Linked DNA regions of Mus musculus: all the other regions are linked to region 2. A link is a loop called in an ENCODE intact Hi-C map of the cell type or tissue named here. Cell type or tissue: left cerebral cortex. All regions are shown on one strand. Each heading gives the region's core, and the rest is flanking DNA. Links, peaks and the distances in the headings are about the cores only.

The links. Peaks named below come from ENCODE experiments on the same cell type or tissue, not always from the same donor. Only the 100,000 strongest peaks of a DNase experiment are listed, where the experiment ranks them.
Region 1: a loop joins it to region 2, with 3 times the contacts of the local background. A loop is called at or near these places in 6 of 42 quality-filtered maps.
Region 3: it touches region 2 in a loop (7-fold over the local background); 29 of 42 quality-filtered maps call a loop at or near these places.

The regions. Positions count from the first base shown.
Region 1 is chr6:145,020,421-145,026,856 of GRCm38, forward strand. The region is part of intron 5 of Bcat1 (branched chain aminotransferase 1, cytosolic); the gene reads right to left. Among named protein-coding and RNA genes, the nearest start is that of Gm26666, 24 kb to the right of the region's middle. In left cerebral cortex, for the core only: a CTCF peak has its summit at 2,723 (motif pointing right); a DNase peak (open chromatin) is centred at 2,743.
Region 2 is chr6:145,184,957-145,189,956 of GRCm38, forward strand. It overlaps Casc1 (cancer susceptibility candidate 1), which reads right to left. Exons shown (of 16, transcript NM_177222.4): 10 at 855-936. It overlaps Gm15543 (predicted gene 15543), which reads left to right. Exons shown (of 2, transcript NR_157240.1): 2 at 2,409-2,674. Among named protein-coding and RNA genes, the nearest start is that of Gm15543, 5.2 kb to the left of the region's middle. In left cerebral cortex, for the core only: a CTCF peak has its summit at 2,318 (motif pointing left); DNase peaks (open chromatin) are centred at 2,645 and 3,121; H3K4me3 peaks cover 684 bases; H3K27ac peaks cover 672 bases.
Region 3 is chr6:145,085,725-145,092,160 of GRCm38, forward strand. No RefSeq gene overlaps it. Among named protein-coding and RNA genes, the nearest start is that of Bcat1, 13 kb to the left of the region's middle. In left cerebral cortex, for the core only: a CTCF peak has its summit at 2,915 (motif pointing right); a DNase peak (open chromatin) is centred at 2,919.

The DNA of each region.
Region 1 (6,436 bases), core at 649-5,648, 160 kb before region 2:
TTCAGCTATACTATGTAAGACGGCAAGAACAAACCAACAAGCCAGGATCCCCCAGGATGGATGCTGACCACTGCAGTGTTCTGTACCTGTGACACAGAGGCTGGCAGCCGCTCAGTGACAATGAAGAGGGCCCTGACTCTAGCTGGCTGCACACTTTATGCTCTCTGCCTAACAAGCTGATGCTGACAGACTCTGCAGCTGCCTTTTGCTTGAGTCTCCACCACACCTGCCTCTAGCACGCACTGCCTGCCCTCAGGCCCTCTCCATTAGACCCAGGTGGTAAATAGCTGAAGCCCAGGAAGCAGTTGTGGGCCAGTGAACCGGCTTGTTTGCCACATATGCTTGACTGCCTGAGTTGAATCCCCAGAACATGGGAAGGAGCCAGATGTGGCAGGATGTGGCACGTGTGAGCCCAGCACTCCTATAGAGAGGCCGGAAGAAGACAGAGCAGCCAGCAGCTGGTGGGCAAGCTAGCCTGGAGCTCATGACATGGCAGATAGATACTGCCTCATAGAGGTGAGATGAGAAAACAACTTCTGAAAGCTGCCCTCCGACATGCACACTGTACTACTGTGCCATGACACATGTGCGTGAGGCACACACACATACACACACCAACACACATGTTCACACACATACATGCACACACTCACACACATAGACACACAAGCACACATGCTCACAAACACACACACACTCACACACATATAACACATTCACACTCACACATACACATACTCACAAATACACATATATGCACATATACACACACATTCATGCTCACATATACACACTCACTCAGATACATACACACACCACATACACCCACACACACACATACATTGACACTCACACACATGCACAAACATACACATACAGCACATACACACACACACTGTCTGTGGGTAAGGACATCACCTGAAAGCCCCCCACCTCCCTCTATCAGGAGGACCAAGCAGGACTCTGAGCCCCTAGAATAAACTGATGGTAAACTACATGACTGAGTCAGAGAGACCGGTCTGAGAGCAGTGGGGCTAGTTTGAATATGGTTGGTTGGTTGGTTTTTGTTTTGAGACAGTCTCTCTACATAATCCTGGCTGTCATGGAACTCACTCTATAGCCCAGGCTGGCCTCCAACACAGAGATCCCCCTGCCTCTGCCTCCCAGATGCTGAGATTAAAGGTGTTTGTTCTTCAATAGGAACTTATCTTCTCCCCCTGCAGGATGAAGAGCTTGGGAACTCTATGTCTTCTCATCTGGGAGGGAGACTGTGCACAGATCCACACCTGTTTCGTCCCAGCTCTGGGGGAACCATCTTGTCTCTGAGAGTTTCTTCAATGGTGAGACTGTGTGGGCAAGGTGTCAGACAGGAGATAACTGAGGAAGTCGCTGTTGCAGCGTCTTCTGTGTCTCTGGTGCTCTGAGCACCTCTCTGAGGCCTTGAAGCTGCAGTTAGGATATTTCTGCTGTGTCAGAAGCAAAGGCAGCCAGAGAAAGGGGGCACACTTTCCTAGTTGCCACACACAAACACCAGTGAGGGTGTGAGGGCGCAAAGACCCCCGGCTCCCCGTCAAACACTCCCATTGTAGCTGTCAGTCTCTCTTCCCTTTTGGGCTTTTCTAGAAGCTGGGAGGAAGACAAACCCTAAAAAGGGAAACCTGATCCACAATAACCCAGGGGGAAAGGAGTCACTTTATCCAATAAATATGCCACCTGCCTTATAAATAACCATAAAGACAACTTTTAAAAATAGCACAACTTGTCAGGAAAAGGAAAGGGGTTAATGGGAGGAGAGTGGTCCAAATATGTTATAAACGTGTATGAAATGTCAGGAGACCCCTTAGGTATAATTAGCATAGACTACTGCAATGTAAAGTTTCAAAATCCACAACCCAGAACTCAGTGGGCCGCTCCTCATTATGGGCCATACTGCTCCAGGCTCTCTTTGAAATGCACATTCTGCTTTGCTAGATAAACTGCCTCTGAAGTCTTTCTTTTGAGAAGAACCCGGAGGACTTTCACTGGTAGCAGCACCTCACATCTAGAGGGTCTCACCCGGCTGCCGTTTGCTCGAGGTTAAGGATGTGATTTGCCGGCTTCCTGCCTGCCATCTGTCATTCCTCCCCTGCCATTGTGAGCTAACCCTCTGTAATCACCAACCCAAGTAAACCCCTCCCTCTGCAAGCTGCCTTGTTCACAGTAGGATCACAACAGGAGACTAACCAACTCAAATGATAAGGAATCCAGAGAGGCCACTCAGATATGATATGCTAGCTGTTATCTGAAGGCCACATCTAGCTTCTAAATTTCTGAATGAATTGTCTGTCTTATGTACAACCTAATAGTACTTTGTCCCCTACCTCATGAATGCTGGTGCACACACACCAAGTATTTTATACAATTGCATTATACAAAAAAAAAAAAAAAAAGAAAGAAAGAAAGAAAGAAAGAAAAGAAGAGAAGAGAAGAGAAGAGAAGAGAAGAGAAGAGAAGAGAAGAGAAAAGAAAAGAAAAGAAAAGAAAAGAAAAGAAAAGAAAAGAAAAGAAAAGAAAAGAAAGTAACAGTAGCTACAGAGTAATAATTTTTTTTCTCTGTACTAAATTTCACCTCGTTCGGGCTGGGACGTTAGGATCTGTGAGGGCACACAGTATAGAAGCAAAGGGGAATTCCTCTGTGTGCGTGTGCTTTCCTGACCTTGGTAAGTTAGTTTGCATTTAGTCCACTAGGGGGCAGCAGCGAGCACAGATGGAAAGACGCAGAATTAGACACAGCCACCAAATCTCCCGCTGACAAAGCATCTTGATGAGTCGCTTCATTCATATCCATATCCTTAGCAACAGCTAAGTTATACAATAAATAGCATTTGTTAATGCTGGCCAAAGCTGTGCGTAGGAATGTATTTTCTAAAATTTAATCCAGGTCCACTCATGATTGCAAGCCCGAAGTTCCTCTGTGGACCATAGATGGCTTAGGAACCTTCCATAGCTTACATCCATTGTCTCTCCATGAAAAGAATTCATTGAGGGCTGGAGCACCGGCTCAGCTCTTCTTGCAGAGGACCCAGGTTCAGTTTCCAGCAACCACGTGGAATCTCAGTAACTTCAATTCCAGGGATCTGATGCCCTCTTCTGGCCTCAAATGGGCACTGCACCCATGTGCACAGATAGGACACTCATAGATGTAAAATAAAAATCAAATCTTCAAAGAACTCACTGCCGTTCCTTGGAGAGCAAGTGGGGAGAAAGTCTCCATGCCACTTCAATACTGAGTGAGTCAAAATTCAGTCTAGGCGTCAAGAAAGATTTAGTGACAAGCATTGTCCCTCTACCACAAACAAACACACACACACACACACACACACACACACATACACTCAGGATCCCTGACTTAGCCCCTTGCTCCAATCTCCTCTTCTACCCTGAAAAGCAATTTACATATCCTGTGCTCCTATTAAGTGAATTTTATTATGTAATGCCAACCGAATGACAGACAAGGTTATGGGATGATAAAGTTGTGCTTCTTATTAACTAAAAGAAAAGCCACATAACTAAATAGGGAATAAGGATGTCAGCGGCCGGTGGACACTGCAAATGGCCTGTGCCAAGTCTGTTTGTCTCAGGAACATTTCAGCGTGGTGGTTTTGTTTTAGCTTTGGGAGACGGGGCTAAGCTTCACAATAACCAGACCCATTAGTCCTCTGCACAGACAAATGGCGCTTGGGTGTGGTGAGAAACAAAGGCTACTTCTTTCTGGGTCACCCAGAAATCCCTTCACAGAAGGGGGGATGTCACGAGTTATTTGAAGGGTGGCAGAAAGGAGTCAGTGAACTGAGAAATTCCATTAGTCTACAGTGTGGCCTCAGAGGCAGGGAGCAGGGCAGCCTGCAAGTGGGAGGACAGTTCTGACCGAAGCCAACAAAGCAAATAATAAGGTGGCTGGATCCAGAGGAAGACAACCAGCTCGCTTGCTTTCAGAGACTTCTGTTTTAAAAGCTTTCAGAGTTAAATGAGAAAATGGAACCATGTCTCTTGCCTATCATCTCAGCACTTGGGAGGCTGAGGCAGGAGGATTGGGGGTCAAGGCCAATTTAGCTGCCTAAGATTTGGGGGCTGAATAAGTCTAGAAGAGGAGGAGGAGGAGAAGAAGGAAGAAGAAGAGGAGGAGGAGGAGGAACAGCAGCAACAACTTAGAGCTGGAGAGATGCTTAGGTGGGCTATGGGTGCCTGCTGGTTCTAAAGGACCCAATATCAGTTCCAGCACCCAAGTGAGATATGCCTTACAGAAGCTGTAATTCCAGTTCCCAGGGATTCAAAACCCTCTCCTGACATCCTCAGCCATAAGGCAGACAAAGCACTCACATACATGTAATAATAATAGAAATAATCAATACAGTAAGTACCCAAGACCTTCCCTGAAGGCACTTGCTGCTGCCTGAGCTCCATCCCCGATCAGCACAGCATGACTTGTCATTCAATTCTCCTCCCTCTCCACCTTCCAGGTCCTCTCCTGCCCTCCCCACCTCTATTACCTCCTCTGAAGTCCCCGTTGAAGCCCTGACTCCCTGCATTAATGACTTTTCTCACTGCTATAAGGAAGGAATCGCATAGGAAATGTGGGTGTCTGGTCTCTGTGTCCACGGTCAGAGAGCAGGGAGAGGGATGTTTGCTGATGCTCAACACCGTTTCCCTTTTGTTCAGTCAGGGACCCAAGCCCGTGAGTCAGTACCACAACATTCAGGACAGGTCTTCTCTACTCAGTTAAACCTCTCTGCTAACACCCTCATAGACTCACTCAGAGGAATGGCTGCTAGGGGATCGCAAATCCAGTCAGGCAGAGAGTAAGATCACAGCTCTGGTATGACTGTCCAAAGCCATAGGGGCTTTTAGGTTGGTGCATCATGGGAGGTCACAAGGGTAAAGCCATCCTGCCAGACTTGGGTCCTTATATAGAGAAAAATTTACAGAAACTCTCCCTTCTGGGCAGACAAGGGCCAGGGAGGACCACCTGGAAGGAAGGTACCACCTGAAGCCAGCCACAATCAGGCATGGATGCCCAGGCTCCAAAACACTGCAAAAATAACTGCAGTTTGAGCTGCTCAGTCTGTAAGAGAAGGACATGACAACTCTTGGTCTCCAGATGGTAGAGATGTCTGGAAAGGAGATGGAACCTTTAGAAGATGCAACCCGTGCTAGAGGAGGCAAGTCAGACTAGGCAGCAGGGCTGTGGGCTTTGAGGGTTTATAATCTGACCCCAGTTCTCTCTCTCCCTTGTGCCAATGGAAATGTGATCTACCAACTTTCTGCCCAATGCCACACCCTCCCTAGGTGATGAGCCCCATCCTCCAGGACCTCACATAAGCTAAAGTAAACTCTTTCTTCCCCAAGCTGCTTTTGCTCACGGTATTTAATCATAGCAACTGAAAAATAATTAACTCACTGTGGCACTGTAACAAAGCAGCCAGTCACACTAAGACTCATCCCGGTAGCATCCAACATTGAAGCCCATCTTACACATCCTTTAGATGTCACTTCAGGAGCAAGTGCCCCCAACCTGAGTGAGGTGCTGTGGTATGTGGTTCTCGAGCATCCAGCTTGTCAAAGGCGGACTAATAGACATCTTAAATCTACTCATTTCTTTCTGTTTTGATAACCAGTGTGTCTCCATAAAGCAGAACCATTTTTATCATGCGTGTTTTGTCTACATGTATGTAAGTGTATTGTGTGTGTGTGCCTGGTCCCTGCAGAGGCCAGAAGAAGACTTTAGATCCCCTGTAACTAGAGTGAAGGATAGTTGTGAGCCACCGTGTGAGTGCTAGAAACTGAACTCAGGTCTCTGCAAGAGCAGCCAGTATTCTTAGCCACTAGCCATCTCTCCAGCACCATTATTCCTGATTTTTATCAAATATTTGTAGAAAAACAACCAAACCTTAGTAAGACATTCCTTGTAGAAAATGGGTATAGTGCTCCAATCCAATCTCGCAGGACCTGAGACTGCATTAATTAGGGAAGCAGAAAACCTGGCCTGATCAGGGTCACAAGTCCCTTCTGGTCTGCACCAGCTCCGGGGCACCTTGGGCTCGGAGTCTGCAGACACCCCCAAGGTCCCCACAGGACTCTTCACGGGATCTTAGGACCTCTGGTGAGTGGATCACAACCTCTGCCAGGAGTCAGGTTTGAACACCAGATATCTGGGCACCTTCCCTGCAAGAGGAGAGCTTGCCTGCAGAGAATACTCTAAACACTGAAACTCAGGAGAGAGCTAGTCTCCCAGGTCTGCTGATAGAGGCTAACATAATCACCTGAGGAACAAGCTCTAACCAGAGGCAACTAAAACAACTAACTCCAGAGATTACCAGATGGCGAAAGGCATCTTACTAACAGAAACCAAGACCACTCACTATCATCAGAACGCAGCACTCCCACCCCACCCAGTCCT
Region 2 (5,000 bases), core at 1-5,000:
AGATCAGAAGTTCAAGGTCATCTTCAGCTACATAGAGTTTGAGTCTAGCCTGGGCTACTTGAGACAGTGCCTCAGAATATACAAACAACCAAATAAGAGGGTACAAAGATTTAAGCATGGCAAATATGCTTAGAATACACAGAACAGGTCACTGAGAAGGAAGAGCAGTGATAGTTGAGAGGACAGACATCATCAGACAGACACCAGACTTGTGAGATCATGTCCACCTTGTCAGGCTGCATCCAGTGACACCTGCCAGGACAAGACAGTAAAGGGTTCAGGCATGTGTTCATCCAGGTGTGTGCTCTCGTGAGTGTTCATTGCAACAGTGAGTACAGAGAAGAAATCAGTTATGATCTCACTAGCAACAGAAATTTAAATATTGTTCCCTGGGCTGGAGAGATGGTTCAGCAGTTAAGAGCACTGACTGCTCTTCCAGAGATCCTGAGTTCAAATCCCAACACCCACATGGTGGCTCACAACCATCTGTTATGGGCATCCAATGCCCTTTTCTGGTGTGTCTGAAGACAATGACAGTGTGCCCATATACATGACATAAATAAATATTCCCTTGTTTGGGTTGAATTATGAAGCTACTTTAATTGATGAGGCAGGTTACCAATGCATTCTGGGATCAGTGCTGAACGTCATTTGTCTGGAACATATTTTTTCCCTAAGTACATAACTTAATATTGAGTAGAAAAGTATGATTATTGATTATTGACAGTTTTTTTTTTTGTCTGAGAGGGACTGTGGAGGATTTGTGCTTCAAACATATTTCACTCTACAATGGCCTTGCCTTACTTTTCTGTGAAGGAAGCCTCCATTACACACCGAGGGTGGGGACAGAATACCTGCTAAGACTGCTTCACTCAGCAGCTTCATCTCCAGTTCAAGTTGGGTGGTTTGGGAATCCTCCCCTTCAGAGTCGGAAGTCTGCAATAGAAGAATGGCTGGCAGTGAGCATCAACATCCTCAGAAATTATTCTCTAAATGCAACAGGAGGGTATTGGTCCGTAAAATAGCCTAGAGACCAGGGTGAGGCTCTGTCTCAAAAAGCCAAACCAAAAGGACAACAAAACCAGCAGCAGGAACAGCGGCAGCAGCAGCAGGAATGGCTTTTTTAGCACTTAGCCTAAATGCTGTCACTTCAGGGACAGTCTCTGGCCTGTTGATTTGATTTGTGCGTATTTTGTCTCTTGATCACCCTATGCAATCTTTTCAGTACACATGCTGGTGTATATCCAGAATATAGTAGGCTGTCACCCCTCTACAAGGCTGCTCATTAGAGACAAGTCAGTAGACTGGGAGGTGGCCCAGCTGGCAAAGTGCCTGCCTAGCATGCAGGAGGATGGGGTTCAAGCCCCCAGCCCTGCATAAAACAGGGTGATGGTTTTTGTCTGTGATCCCAGCACTCTGGTGGAGGCAGGAGGATCAAAAGTCCAAGGCCATTCTCAGGTACACAGCCATTTGAGGCCAGCTGGGTTACATAAGATGCTGTGTCAAACCCCCTAAATCCAGAGAAACAACAACAAAGCAAACAAACAAAGCCCCCAAGATCATTCAATGGTAGAACCCTGAGGCCACATGGAGTCTTAGGTTCACTCTCTAGGACCAAACAGACACAACCAAAGAAAGGCAACATCAGGCTGAGTTTCTTATAGCAGATTTCACCTGAGAGTTAGACTGTGTGTGTGTGTGTGTGTGTGTGTGTGTGTGTGTGTGTGTGTGTGTGTGTGTGTGTGTGTGTGTGTATGCGTGTGTAGTATGAGCATGTTTGGGCATGTATGCCTCTGTGTGAATGTAATGTGTGTATACACATTCAGGCATGCACATGTGTGCATGCATGCTCTTGAGTGTACATGTGGAATTTTCTTATGCATGCTTGTTCAGTTTTTCTTTTGGAAGGACTGGGGATTTAAGCCAGGGCCTCATCCACACCGGCCAAGCATCTGTCGCTGAGTTACATTTCCAGGCCAGTTCAGTCCCTTAATGAGAGAGACACTTCGAAACTTAACTTTCAATTCAAAGACCCATGTCCATCTATCTGCTTGTTCCTCAGGGTAGTAAAATATTTTTGAAACTACTATTTTAAATGTTCTACTTTGAATAATTTCTCATTAATTATGCCCTACTCAAATTAGCCCTTTCTAAACATGTTGTGCTATAAACAACTTAGAATGTTTATGGTATTTTAAAATATATTAAACATTTAAATATTTTTATTGTTAAATATTTTTTTAAATATTTACAATATTTTTAAAAGCCATTCAAATCAATTAAGAGTCGGTATTAAGAGCCCTCTAGTGGCCAACTTCTTAATAAGCTCATGAAAAAAGAAACCTACACTGTCATTTAATGTCAGAGAATTTTCAATTTACATTACTCTTCACTCTCAACTTGACTAGATCCCACCCTGAACATGGACTTGCGATTCTGTGAGATGATGTCACAACCTAAACAGAAAGAGAAGAGAGAGAGAGCTGAACATGGACGTTCACAGTCTCTGCTGTCTGGCTGCAGAAACCCCGTGTATCGCTACCTCGCGCTCCCGCTGCTCCCGTGATACACTGCATCCCGTCATGCCATGAACCTATACAATCCCTTCTTTCCCTAAGTTGTCTCTGCCTGCTATTTGCCACATCAGTGAAAAATGAAAGTACATAGAAAACGCAGTATTGAGGCGCAGCGATGTCACTGCGAGCAACCTGGCCACGTGATCATAGCTTTGTCACCGCGAGCAACCTGGCCGCATGATCATAGCTGTCACCGAGCATCCTAGCCACGTGATCACAGCTTTGTCACCATGAGCATCCTGGTCGCGCGACCATAGTTTTAGAACTGATTTGGGGCGAATACGGAAACAGCCTAGAGCCATAAGCCACAAGAGCCCTAGAATTCTGTAAGCAAGAGCTCAGTGGCTGTCCGGGTGGAAGTTTGGTAGAAGACAATAATGAGAAATCAGTAGAGTGTATGGCTTTTCAGACAGGGTACAGCATGAGGCTTCAGAGAGGAAGAGGAGGAGGAGGAGGAGGAGGAGGAGGAGGAGGAGGAGGAGGAGGAGGAGGAGGAGGAGGAGGAGGAGGAGGAGCCGTTGTCCTGGGAACTAGGCTAGAAGCTGATGATGTCATATCCTGGCATAGGATTTCCTAAAAGTTTGAATGAGGCTGGATCCAAAAGTACTGAACTACATTGACATTTTAAGACAGAAACAGCCAGGCTGGTTGTGGTCACTGCTCACAGTGCTTAGATTCATAGTGAGGGGGTAGAGGGCTTTAAGTAATGTCCAGTTTGGCGAGGAAAGGGGTGAGTCTAAAGGTACAGGTGAGGAGGGTGGCAGCCCCTCTATGCTAAAACTCTCAGAGCCATTAACGGAAAATTGGGACAAGTGGGGGTGGGGGTAGGGTGCAACAGAGAGCAAGACCCCACCCATCAAAGGCTCTAACTCAGATCCTGCCTGGGCACTTTTGCCTCTGTGGACATCCTGCACATGTCCTCCTTACCATGTCAAGTGCTGTCAGGCTGGAGGTATGACAGCAACAGCACACATGCCTAATATGTTGAGAGGGGGCCTCCTGGAAATGGCCCCTCTCTCATCTCCCCACATTCTCAGTGTAAAGTGTTTCCTATCCCAACTCCCAGCCTGCCTTCACAAGCTCTGGGAAAGCGTATGAGGCTCCTGGCAACTGCCTGCTTCGGGGTTCTGAGATCTATCTGGGTATGCCACAGGATGCTCCGCCAATCATCACACCAACTGGAATCTACCCAGGGCAGCATTCAATGGTAATAGAAAGCAGACAGGCGTGGTTAGCCACATTCTCTAAGGCCATTAAGACTAAGTCAGGATTAAGCGTGGTCCTTCCAAGTTCAGAGAGTAAGTCAAACACCTGCTGGGACAGGTGTGAGACCCTAACACACACAGGTCCTGCCGCTGTTGTTATGAATTCACAGGCTTACGCTTTTAATGTAAAGTATTTCCAGGATCCGGGGATTGCTCAGAGCAGGCAAGAGCACGTGCTGTCCTTCCAGAGGGCCTGAGTTGTTTCTCAGAACCTGAATGAAGCAGCTCAAACTCACCTGCGCCTTCAGCCCCAGGGGCTGCTATGCCCTCCCTGGCCGCCCCTGACACTGCACTCATGGGCACAACCCCACCAACTAAAACCAACACTGTTTTATGAAAACTGTTTCCTAAGTGACCTACATTAACAGAATGGCAAACTGCAACTCCATGAGGCCACCCTGACGGATCCCTAGATACAAGATGGAATGCTTTAGTTTGCAAATTCAACCCATGGTTCAAATTACAGTTTCTAAGTTCTGTCATTTTGCAGTTTTTAAGTTAATGCAATTCTTATGTAAGACACTGGTAGATTTACATCAAATATTAACTATGATCAAGCCACTTGATGCAGAGTGGAGAATCGTCCAACACCCCGACAGGCCAGGAACGCTGCGGAGTCTCTTGTCAGTCACGTCCGTGATGACGGTTCACTTGCTCTGTTCTGACTGCGACTCCTGTGGTGCTTGACGTGAACCCCCATTTCCTTTTATTGTATTTTAAATTCTTATTTACATTGAGATGATGCTGGTTCAGGGACCACTTCCCATGGCCTCCCACTCACCCACATATTGCCTCCTGTCTGACTGTTAAAGCGATCTTTCCTCTCCCTGGGAATCAAGCAATGGCCAGGAGGTGCTGATCTCTGAGAAAGCTACCATTCCCAGAGCTGAAGTGAAACTGAACAAAAGAATCCTATTTCCTGAAGGGAATTTTTATGTTTGTTTCTCAGACAGAGTCTCACTATGTAGACCAGGTTGGCCTTGATCTCGCAAAGACCTGCCTGCCTCTGCCTCCTGAGAACTGGCAGGTTTTTGAAGAAGAAAACTGATCGGTCATTTCTGGCTCTGCAGCAGCCTTGTCCAGTTCTCTTCCCTGCAGGCCTGTACACCTTCCTGTTACAATCACACACAGTACAGTTACCTACCTGTGTGGACAGTCA
Region 3 (6,436 bases), core at 566-5,565, 99 kb before region 2:
CAGCCATTTCTAATTAAAATGTCTGAAAGCACCCTAACAATTCAGAGCCATGAATTTGCTATCTGGCCCTTAACTCACAGGCTTAAACATCTCAGATCCGTTTGTAATGGCATTTATAGAAGGACTGGGTCCAAGCCTTGCACCTTTTTTTGTATCAGTAGAAGAAATTTATACCAATGAAACCTTGATTCTGTATCAAAATAAATTCTGTGCCAAAATAAGAAAATCAGCCTTCAACTTAGTAACTATTGTTTTACCAAATGAGACTATGGCTACACAATTTTAGCTATATCCTCCCTGTTCAAATTATGACCATTTCTAAATCCCCAGAAAGACAACTTAAAATACCCACGCAACCACCTCCAGACCATCAAGTCCAGGAAATCGGGGAAATGCCTCTTCATACTACTTCCAGCTGAATATAGGTGTTGAGATATCTTTGGGGGTGGGAGAAAGGGTAGGGAAAGTGGGGGAGTTGGTTGGCCTTAAGAAGGCCACACCAACCATTGTTTTAGTCTCTGATGTCTGTGTCCTGACTGGATCTGGCTGAAAGTCCAAGACATCAGGAGTTCAAGCAGGTCAGTTAAGCATGTCTGATGATGAGACTCACCAAGGCTGTATATTCTGTAATATACAAATCTCAAAACAAAATTTTAGTATCATCAAGATAACTTTTTTGTTTAATTCTCTTGAATCTAGTCCTCTAAGGGTCTCCCTTCGTCATATCTGATCCATATAACTCTGGAAATTGTATAGACACTTTTCTTCCAAAATAGCATGTCCTTGAGACAGTATCCAGAAAAACCTTTAGCTTAACCCCTCTCCCAGAGGAATAATATATCCACAAAACTCAAAATCACACCCATTTTGAAAATTAAAACAATCTAAAACAAATGAAGTAAACTAAAATACTGTATGAGCCTATTCTAAGGCTTTTTCTATTCTGTCATGCCAGGAAATTAACCCAAAATTCACGTGGAGCCCACGAACAAAGAATATGAGTTTCCTTGAGACGTTAACATACTATCTATCTGTTGTACTTTCTACCTGGAGCAACAGGCTTCTATTAATTAATACCCATTCATAGCAGGCAATTATCACTGCTCTCTACTTGGAGTCAGTGACTAATTTTCCCTATCCTAGTTCTGAACTGCAGGCAAAATTCCCCAAGTGATTAGGACAAAATCTGTATATAAATCTATCATAAAAGCAAATAATCCCAATCTTATAAATTCACAGTTCAATTAATATCTGCCCCAAGACGTAGGCAGCTTCCATTTTCTGGCTCTCTGACTCAGAGCAGCCATCTTGTCTCTTTCCACAGCAGGGGACCTCAGAGCCCTCTTTCTTTGTTACAAGGGTCCTGCACTTGAGTTCTGTAACTTGACTCCACTCCACTCGCCAAACTTCCAAATTTCTAACTAAATTTCTATCTTATAGGCTAAGAATCTTAAATTTCTAGTGGACTCTAGCCTGCCACACTGGACATCATCTGTAGCAGGAAATATTTAAAAAGCAATGGATGCTATCACCAGCGTGGCACTGGCCTGTTCTCATCTCATGGAGACTCACTGACCTGGAGCTGTTATGTCCTGGTTAGTTTATATACTATCTGAAAAGTATCTTCTCAAATATATTTTCTCAATGTTCAATAGCCTGGGTTGTCTATGAGTCTATAACTAGTCTTTCAACCCCGTCAGAAATCTGAGAATGACCAATATTGTGTGTGTGTGTGTGTGTGTGTGTGTGTATACAGCGCACATGATGGCCAGAAGAGGACATTGGATTCTCTGCAGCTGGAATTACAGGCAGCTCAGCCACCCAAAGTGGAGGTTGGGAAGCAAACTTGGGTCCTCTGCGAGAGCAGTACAGGGTCTTAACCACTGAGCCAACCCTCCAGGCTCCCATGCTTCACTTGTTTGTTTGTTGGTTGGTTGGTTGGTTGGTTGGTTGGTTGGTTGGTTGGTTTGAAACAAGGTCTCTCTACATATCCCTGGCTGTCTGGAAACTTACTCCATTTGACTTTTAAAATGACCTTCTACAAAATGCATTTTATGTGGGAGATGAATAGATTCTGAGGTCAACATAATAAAAATATACAAACTGACACGGGAAATATACAAACAGTACAGACTTTCATATGAATGTTTGTGATGACTTTTGAAGGTTTTTTTTTTTTTTGAGACAGGCCTTCGCCATTTATCTTGTCCCTGCTGTCCTCAAACTCACAGAGATCCATCTGCCTCTGCTTCCTGAGTGCTGGAACTAAAGACCTGTGCCCCCATGCCCTGCAAAATCTATTCTGGTTTTTTTTAAATATGTATAGGTGTGTGCGCGTGTGCGCGCGCGTGAGTGTGTGTGTGTGTGTGTGTATGTGTGTGTGTGTGTGTGCATGTGAATACAGAAATGCCACCCAAGACCAAAGATGTTTGGTCCCCTGGAGCCGAAGCTACAGATAATAGAAGATACTCACCAGTTACAATGAGTGCTGGGAGCAGAAGCTGGGTCCTCTGGAGGAGCAGCCAGTGACCTTAACCACAGAGCCAACTCTCTAGTCCCTAGGAACTGTTTATCTTCAATCTTCCCCCCTATCGAAGGCCAGGTTCTCACAGGGTATGGCAGTGAAGTAGCTAAATACCACAGGCTTGCTGTAGCAGAATTCCAAGTCTGAGGCCTAGCCTGGGTGATAGACCAAGATTCTAGTTTTAAAAATCCAACAAACAACCCAGTTACACTGTGTTGTGTGTTTTGAAACTTGAATAGTTCCACAGTAATATGAATTATTTCCACATCATTCGAATATTTTCAAATCATAACAATATTATGTCATATAATAATATATTATTATTCACAATTGAGCACATTATAATAAATCATAATATTTTCAGAAACATTGCTTTCCAACTAGCTACCACTAGAGGGCGATTCTGATTCATATTTTTCACAGCATCTAGCATTTTAACTGGATTTCTTCACCAGTGTTTATGACATTTGACCTATCTATATTGTAAGAGTTATCAATGTCTTCTGGGTTTATATGTAGATAAATCTACATTGTACCTAGTTATCATGATCTCCAATTTATTCTGGATTTATATGTATGTATATTTTTATTTACTTCACCTGTCAGATTGGCAAAGATTGGCACAATTGTCGTCATGAGGTCATGGGTACCACAGGACCACAGGTGCTGGTGAGGCTGCACTGGTATAATCTCTACAGCTATAAATTTGGTAACTGCTAACAACATTTTATAATAAAGTTAGGTGTGGAGGAGGATTGCTGCGAGTTTGGGGCCAACTTGGGCTACCCAGTAAGGGCCTGTCTCAAACAAACAAGACTGGAAGTATGCCATAGTGCTTACTTCAAATTCATGAGGTCCTAGATTCAAACTCCAATACAGGAGAGAAGAAATTCAAAATGAAGCTAGCAATCCAGGGAGACACCTGTGACTGGGGTAGGAGGCTGAGGAAGGAGAATCGGGAGTTCAAGGCCAACCTGTACTGCCTAAAGTTGACAGCCACCAAAGGTTATATAATGTGAATCTAACTCAATAAAAAAATTAAAAAAAAAAAACCAAGCAAAATAATCCCGCAAAATGTCTTAGTCTCTTGACAAACCTTTATTAAACGGTTTGCATGTTTAGAGGTTTAAAGGAGAGGCTGTAGTCTGTGATCCCACCAGAGGCCATGGTGATGTTCATGGCTCCTGCTGCCTCCTGCTGATAAGGGCAAGAAAGTTTCTTTTGCAGTCTGGATGACTACAGACTTGTAACTGGGAATAAGAGACACAGAAGACTGACAACCCCCACACACACCCACACACACCACCCCCCAAAATAACCAATCCAGACAGGAAGCTGTGGAAAAGAGTCCTGAACAACCATGATAAGGATTCTGAAGTGTAGCTCTTCACAGCTGATGGCGTCTGGTGGGGGCAGGGAAGGACTCAGTTTCCTTTAAGGGGCTGCGTGTTTGACCGTGCTCCAGTGATTATACAGGTAATACAAATGGACTCGGTGGACTTTCTTTTATCTTTTGGGGGAAGACACAAGGGTGGGAGGTTGGACCAGGGAGGAATAGGAAGTGAGTGTGATATGAAGTTCCCAAGTAATTAATAAAAATATTATGTTGGGGAAAAAAACAAACAAAATGTAAAACACATAAGAACAGCAACAAAGGGGGAGGAGGAGGAGGAGCTATACAGAGTCTAAAAATAAACACAGAGCTGCTGGGCATGGTGGCGCACGCCTTTAATCCCAGCACTCGGGAGGCAGAGGCAGGTGGATTTCTGAGTTCGAGGCCAGCCTGGTCTACAAAGTGAGTTCCAGGACAGCCAGGGCTATACAGAGAAACCCTGTCTCGGAAAACAAACAAACAAACACAGAGCATGGGAACCCGAATTCGTAATTCGTGTATTTTAGGAGGCAGAGGCAGGAGGATCAGGAGTTCAGAGTCACCCTCAGCTACATAAGCTGCGCTCAAGAGATCTTGCTCAAAAAGTATATAAAGAAGGAAAGAAAGAAGAGGGAGGGAGGGAGGGAGGGGGAGAGGAGGAGGAGAGAGGAGGGGGGAGGAAGGAAGAGCGGGAACTCAGGCCTAACAGCCGTGACACAAGGCTCAGAGCCACCTGCGACTCCAGCTTCAAGGGATCTAACGGTTCTTCTGACCATGGACCCTTGCACAGATGTGGCACAGACATACATACAAAAGTCTTTCAAAAATAGAGAAGTCTACCCTGAGGTACACTGATAGGATAACCTGCAGACTCTCCATTCTTCATTTCTGCTGGGATTTATGGTCAGCCACCATCCTCTGCTGTTCTGAGAAACCTTCATGAATGCTCATCTGGAGCAAGCCAGAAGTCTGTCTTAACTGTTAGTCAAGCGATATGGTCTAGTGGGTTTAAACTGTTGTGTTTGGTTCTGCCCTGTTTCCTTTCTGCCTAGGGGTGGGGGAGGGGAGGGGTGGGGACCTCTGGGTGTTACTGGCTTTGGTCTCTGTGGACCAAAAGCAGGTGACAATCCTGGATATATGTATGATATATGTATGTATGTGTATATATATATCTTAGTGGCTCAAGTTCTTGCTTAGTGTACATGAAGCACTGGGTTGGATCCCCAGCCCTACAAAAACTTGGTGTGGGGGTGCAAATCTGTAAACCCAGCACTCAGGAGGATCAGGGGTTCATAAAGTCATTCTTGAGTAGTTTGAGGTCAGCATGGGCTACATGTAGCCCAGGCTACACCATGAGTTCAAAAACAGCCTAGGCTACAGGAGACCCTGCGAAAGGCACACACTATGACCCTTTTCAGTGGGAGGCACTGTGTGTAATAAAGAGAAACGTCAACCTTATAAGTAAGTCTGCAGATGGCAGCAGAGCATCTGTGGGTTTCTTTAAAACTGCAAACTTGAGGCAGCTTCAGGTCCTGAGCTTAGGAGCCCCCATCCCCACCCCATCGTGGCTTGCTTCCTTGTTGCCTTAGAGTTGGGTTTTGTCACTCGCTAGTTTTGAATCTCTCAGCTGAGTGTTCTTTTCTTTGAAGGACTGGCATGCATGCATTTCTTCACTCTGACTACCTACTCAAATCAGCGGCACCCACCCACCTGGCCCCTACTTCCATCAGAGTGTGTGTAGGATGCTGAATGGGGTTCGTCCCCCCTCCCCCCACGGATGCAGCCTCATTCCTGTCCTAAGCACTTACTGCCTTAGCTGTTATATTTTGCACAATTTATATACCATGTCTTCAAACCAGAAAAGGAAGGGACAGCCTCCTGTATGTTCGTAAACACCACACAGCAACTCGGATTTGTATTATCTTATAAAATTTCAAAATGGCTTCTACAGCTGTGCGTGTAGCTAGGAATGGTAGAGTGCGTGCCCAGTGCACGGCCACGGGTTCAATTCCCAGCACTTCATAAACCATAGCGCATGCACATAATCCCAGCATTCTGCTGCATCATGAATGTGAGGCCAGCCTGGGCTACTACTGTGAGAAGAGAAGAGGAGAGAAGAGAAGAGGAGAAAGGAATCTTCCATACTTCTGACTGAAGTGAGGATATTCAGGTGAGGTTAACCTGGCAGACAGCATCCACATGGTCGGTCCACTCCCCACCTCCATCCCAACACACATAGAGGTGGACTCATCCATGTGGTCAGTTCACACACACACACACACACACACACACACACACACACACACACACACACACACTGGTGGACATATCTTCGAGGTCCCATCCCATCCCCCCCCATGCCCCTCCTCTGCCCCCACCCCGACCCGTCAGTGTCTTTCCTTGCCTTGAGCTGGATAAGAACCAAGACAGGTGTGCCTGATCCCACTTTGATTTCACACCACTCCCTGCCAGCAGGTACAACTTAGCATAAATGAGCTCCACGACCCCGGTCCACCAGCAGACCTCCACCCTCCCTGGTG